2 separate regions of the Homo sapiens genome follow, and region 1 is linked to region 2. A link is an interaction called in ENCODE POLR2A ChIA-PET data of the cell type or tissue named here. Cell type or tissue: B cell. All regions are shown on one strand. Links, peaks and the distances in the headings refer to the core of each region. The heading gives the core; the rest is flanking DNA.

Region 1 (2,917 bases), core at 237-2,736, 81 kb after region 2:
AGTCAGTCTCTCTTGGCTTCTTATCTGAGGGCACCCAAGGGAAGGGAGGGAGCCCTGGCTGAGGGAAATTTTGGAACTCCCAGGCTCCAGACCCATTCTTTCCTCCTGCCTCCTCCAGGAGGCATAGACCCTTTGCCTTGAAGGGAGTTAACAGGTCATCTGTTCCAGCTGCTTCCGTGTCTTCAGCCTGCTAAAGAGCTGGGAGGCCCATGACGACCGTTTTCCCTTCCTTCCAGTCCCTCTGGGAAGAGGATATTGGGAGATACAATACCTTTTGGCTATTGTGACTAATGCTGCTGTGAACATTGGCCTACAAGTATCTGTTTGAGTCCCTGCTTTCAATCCTTTTGGTAGGGACCTAGTAATAAAATTGCTAGATTCAATGGCTATTCTATACTATGTTTAACTCTTTGTGGAACCACTGTACTGTTTTCCATAACAACTGCACCGTATTACATTCTTAACCAACAGTGCGCAAGCGTTCCAATTTCTCCACATCCTCAACACTTGTTATCTTCTGCATTATCTGTTTTATAATAGCTGTCTTAATGGGTGTGAAGTGGCGGGTGAAAACTTTTGCCCATCCTGGAACCCAAAGACAGTCCAGGCTGAAACTAACACACTGAAAGGGCCTCAGATGGTGTGTGTGCCTGTCACATCTTGAGTTGATGGCTAAAAAAAGCTGGGGACAACAAGAGGGTGGACAGCAGCCACCCCCACTGGCCTCAAATCCCAAAATCCACAAAGTATTCTAGTCTTTTCTGCTGCCCAGTGTTTCCCAGTTATGACATTCAAGATTATTCTAGGTAGTAAGTAGATGAATATTTTCATACTGATATAATCAATAAATATTTATTGGGTGCTTACCATGTCAGTCATTTTTCTAGGCACAGGGCATAGAAAAGATAACAAAACTGTCAAAAATCTCTGCCTGTATGATTATAAGCATAAAGCTTATGTTCTAGAAAGGTGTTTATTTGTGTTCGAAAGGTGTTAAGAAAATGGTTCCTTATTGATGGTAGTGATATAAAGCTTCCTTTTTGGAATAGGTTTATTTATATAAGAAAAGCGACTCAAGGTCAGGGAAATCATTTAGGAAATATTACCAGTGAAATGGGGGAGTGGCAAGAATGAGGAGAGAGGGACGCAGGTGGCTGACATTTGGGAAATGTGCAGGTGGCCTTGTCGCCTTCACTGAGCAACTCCCCAGCCCTGTTCTCTGGAGGTCCCCACCACACAATAGCCCCAGGAGGTCCATGCCAGAGGAGTTTCCCCATCAGAGAACCTCACAGATTCTAAATGCTACTTTCCTTATTTGAAAAGGCCTGTTGGAGATTCCACAAATGCCATGTCTTTTTTTTCTTTTTTGCTGTAAGCCAGAATTTTTATCAGTTCTGGACATGTTTTTTTTTTTTTTTTTTTTTTTTTTTTGCCGTAGGCCAGAATTTTTTTCAATTATTGTGGTGACTAGTTACCAGAACTCAGCCTTCGCCTGTGCCTCCTACTTTGGCAGCAGAGCGCCCTCTGATGGCTGACAGAAGAATCCTTGGAGGCAAGCACAGTATGATATAGCAGATCAAGTAGGAAGCAGATTATCTGTTAAAAACATTGGAACTATATGTAAGAAGCCATGGATCACCGATGCTCTATTTGTTCACTTTTTTCCCAGCCTTTTAAATCTGTGTTTTATTTGGGGTAGTTTTTATTGCTGTATCTTCAAGTTTACTAATCTTTTCTTCTGCAATGTCTAGTTTCATTAAACCTCTCCAGTATTTTATCTCACACATTATAGTTTTCATCTTTAGATGTATGATTTAGTTTTTAAAAACTATCTTCCATGCTTCTATTTAACATATTCAATTTTTCCTCTAGCTTATTAAATACATGGAATATAGTGTAACTGTTTCAATGTCCTTGTCTACTAATGATATCATCTGTGTCAATTTTGAGTCAGTTTCTATTAACTGAGTATTCTCCTCATTATGGGTCACATTTTCCTCCCTCTTTGCAAGCTTGGTAATTTTATATTGGATTCTAGACATTGTGAACATTGTGAATTTTTTCCTGGATATTTTTGTATTCCTGTTAATATTCTTAAACTTTGTTCCAGGATGTGGTTAATTTACTTGGAAACAGTTTGATGTGTCCTCATCTTGCTTTTGAGCTTTGTTAGGCAGGACTCATCTTACTTTTGAGCTTTGTTAGGCAGCACTAACGTAGTCTAATCCAGGGTTAATATTCTTCCCCACTACTGAGGCAATACTTTTCTCAGTGTTCTGCCTGATGCCTGGTGAATTATGGTGTTTTCTACTCTGGCTGTTTGGGAACAGGCACGGTTTGTGGCCTCCCACTGAGAGGCCTGGCCCATTAGAGCTTAGGGTATTGTTCCCTCTAATCCCTTTGTGTGGTTCTTTCTCCAGCCTTGGGTAGTTTTCTCACATGCATATGCTGATCAATGGAATAATCAAGAGGTCTCCTCTGTCTCTGTGCAACTCTTTCTCCAGTACTCTGCCCTGCAAATTCTATTCACCTTGGCCTCCATGGACTTCCAGCTCTATCTCACTAACAGCATGTGCAAAAGCCATGTGGTGCAAGGACCATGGTGTCAGAGAAAAGGCCCACGTGGCAGGAGGGCCATGGCATAAAATGAGCAGAGAGAAAGCTCTTGCAGCTGGAGGTTCCCACGTGTCTGAGTTGCAGAGAGAAAGCCTATGTTTGTGGACAGACCATGGCATCTGAAGGGCAGAGAGGAGGCCTAAGTGGTTGGGGAATAGAAACTAGAAGAGGTGGGACACAAGACTAGGCTTTCCCCAGCTCTCAAAACAAAGACCCATATCCTTACCTTGGCTTTCATAAGTGGGTAATCCCTGGCCAGGTGAGTCAACAGTAATCAGTGTTTGACTCTTCATGACAAAAT
Region 2 (2,917 bases), core at 316-2,815:
TATTCAGTGTGTGCACACTGGGCATGGCACATGCAGGCCACAGAGCTAACCTGAACACAAACCCGACCCTCTTGTAATGCAGGAAAGGGGCTCCTTTCACCACCTTATCACATGACAGAAACCTTCTGGCCTATGTGAAGCCAGGGGACAGATATAGGCAGACCGGAGAATTCTCTGATTCACACAAAACATCCTCCTCTCAGGTCACTCCTGTCTTAAAGCTGAAGTTTTCAGCCACCAACCCATCGTTTTGAAGCAGCATGATACTTTTTAGTGACTATCCTGTTACTTGCATGCTGCAGGACTCCTATGACAACTTCTCCCCCTCCACTCTTTCTAAAGCCTTGTCATTTCTGGCACCGGCTTCCTAATGCTCACTTCCTCCAGCCTGGCCTTGCTATGAAATAACAGGAATTATATTTAGATTTGCGAATTCAGCACTGCAGGCTGCTTCCTTCTGGGGAGTGAGCTCATGGTGGAGCTGGCAGAGTTTTGACAGCTTTGGCAGTCCCTTCCATGGTGTGATAATGTGAACAAGCCCCTCAAGGTCGAGTTAGTGGCCTTCTCCTCCATTTCACAGATGCAGATACTGAAGCCCAAAGAGATCAGAGATCATGAGTGTCTCAGACTATACAGCTGACTCCGAATTTTGCCTACAATTAAGGTAGTCACAGAAATTTGGAAGTGAGAGAGACTTTGGGAATATCCTGGGTCAACCTCCTCTTATGCCAAGGGAGGAAATTAAATTCCAGGGAAATTTTGTGATTGCCCTGAGATTAATTTAGTTGAGGACTCCTCCAACTCTTTTAGTCATACCTGTTCCTTCCCCTTCCACATAAGGCTTGAGCCCCCTGCTAGAGAAGGTGGGGGGTACCTCCATGGCCAGAGGTAACCCCCACCTTCTTATGCCATAGTTCAGAGCTGTGATTATAGTACAAGCCCAGTAAGCCATTGCTGAGAGAAGCATCATGCATGCCAGTGATCAGACTTGGAAAATCAATAACGGTAAAAGCCAGCATTTATTGAGCATGTACTACGTGCTAGGTACTTTGTGTGCATTATCTCATTAACCCTCACAACTACCCTGTGAGGGAGGTCCTATTATCCCCATGTTTATATTATGATAAAAAACACATAACAAAAAATTTACCATCTTAACCATTTTTAAGTATCCAGTTCAATAGCATTAATATATTCACATAGTTGTAGTTATCCCTGTTTTTATAGATGAGAAAATTTGACTCAGAGAGGTTAAATAATTTGCCCAGATCCTACAGCAAATAAGTGATAGAGCTGGAATTCAAAATCAGGTCTGATTCCGGAGCCTATGCTCTCAACCCACTCTGGATGATACAGGCTAACTTGTTTCAACTTGGCCCCTCACCAGGGCAGGCGACTGGCTTCAGCACCTACGTTGCCTCTTTGGATACCTTCCTCTCTGTCCCTGGAGACAGCACCCATTCCCTCTACCAACCCAGTAATCTTTACTGTGACACATGTGCCCCCACCCCTGCCTTGCTATTGGTCCCCAAGGTTAGACATTTTGCTAGAGGGGAGCGTCAGCTCTTAAGGGCCTGTTTCAGACTTTGGGAGGAAGAGGGAGAGTAAAAAGAGGAAAGGACAGATGGCAGGGGAAATGGGAAGGAGAGGGGGTAAGGCACATGGGAGGCAGGAGGGAATGCGGTAGCGGCCCTCTGGGGTCTGGAATATGCTCAGAAGTAGGGTGGCTGAACAGAGCAGCTGGAAGGACGCCACCATAATCCATGCATCCTTTCTCAACACCCGAGGCAGAAAGGCCCCCTGAGGGTCCTGGAGTGGAGGGGCTGTGTTCCCTTACACACAAGCATCTTGCTGCCAGGGCTGTTTCTTACTATCCACTTATTAACCGTATAAAGTAATTTATAAGTTTCTCCAAACAGTTCACACCCTACCTTTTTTTTTTTTTTTTTTTTTTTGCTTGTTTCTTTTTTTTCCTACTGAGATCTGCAAATATTTTGTGGTAGTCTTTGGCATGTCTGAACGGCTGAGCTTGGTTATAAGCAGTCAGAAATTGGGCTGACTTGGCACAAGCAGGAGTAGGGATGATTCTACTAATACCCTGTGTCCTTCAAAAACCCTGGTAGGACTTACCCTATCAGAGGCAGTTATGCATCAGGCACACCACCCTGAGACTGATGAGATGGCAAGGAAATGATGCTATACCTGCCTTAAGAAGTTCTTAGAAGTTTTGTCACTTGATTTGACAGCTGAAATTGGCATGGCCCTTCCCCTCTCTGACTTTAGGGGCCAGTGGTCCTTGGGGCCTCCAGGAATACAACACTTCTCTTTCCTTTAGCACATTGGAATGCTTGCTGGACTCTGCTCTCACCACCCACCTGGCAGAGGTCTTGAATAAAGGAAAACTTCCTCACAAAACTACATAAAAGCAGATTGCAAAAACCAAAAAAGTTAAGGGAGACTCCTGTGTTCATAGATGACACAGACTCTTGGGTTTGGAAGAACACTAAGAGGTCATGTCATTTAGTCCCTTCACTGTGTCTGACTCTGATGTGCTCATTGTTCTGATGAGGTGCTGACAGCTGCACCGTGCATGTGTTCACTGTCTGTCCTCTACCAGCATAAAAATGCAAAACTGACGTCTCTTAAATCGAACCAGCTGCCAATAGGTTTGTAAAACCAAGCGACTGAGAAGTAGTTCTAGTCATGTTTCTGAAAATGCAATTCTACATAATTCCAGAAAATAAAAGTGTCTTAAGAATTTGAATATGTTCTTTTAAAAATTAACTTAATGGGGGAAAAAGGAACTTTGGCTATATCTACATGGCATGATATATATATAGTATTGTCATCTACTTGTCCTGGCATCCATTTCTGCAGGTAAAAGCAAAGATATTTTCAGGAAGTAAAGAGTGATTTT

Evidence for each region. ChIA-PET counts read pairs that join two places held together with the same protein. Peaks named below come from ENCODE experiments on the same cell type or tissue, not always from the same donor. Only the 100,000 strongest peaks of a DNase experiment are listed, where the experiment ranks them.
Region 1: POLR2A ChIA-PET joins it to region 2 with 6 read pairs; 1 of 35 experiments calls an interaction of 5 or more read pairs at or near these places.

Annotation. Positions count from the first base shown.
Region 1 is chr10:96,338,963-96,341,879 of GRCh38, forward strand. No RefSeq gene overlaps it. Among named protein-coding and RNA genes, the nearest start is that of OPALIN, 19 kb to the right of the region's middle. In B cell, for the core only: CTCF peaks have their summits at 1,512 (motif pointing left) and 1,713; a DNase peak (open chromatin) is centred at 1,529.
Region 2 is chr10:96,257,739-96,260,655 of GRCh38, forward strand. All of the region lies in intron 1 of BLNK (B cell linker), which reads right to left. Among named protein-coding and RNA genes, the nearest start is that of BLNK, 12 kb to the right of the region's middle. In B cell, for the core only: no CTCF peak of the experiment used is centred there; no DNase peak of the experiment used is centred there; H3K27ac peaks cover 2,500 bases.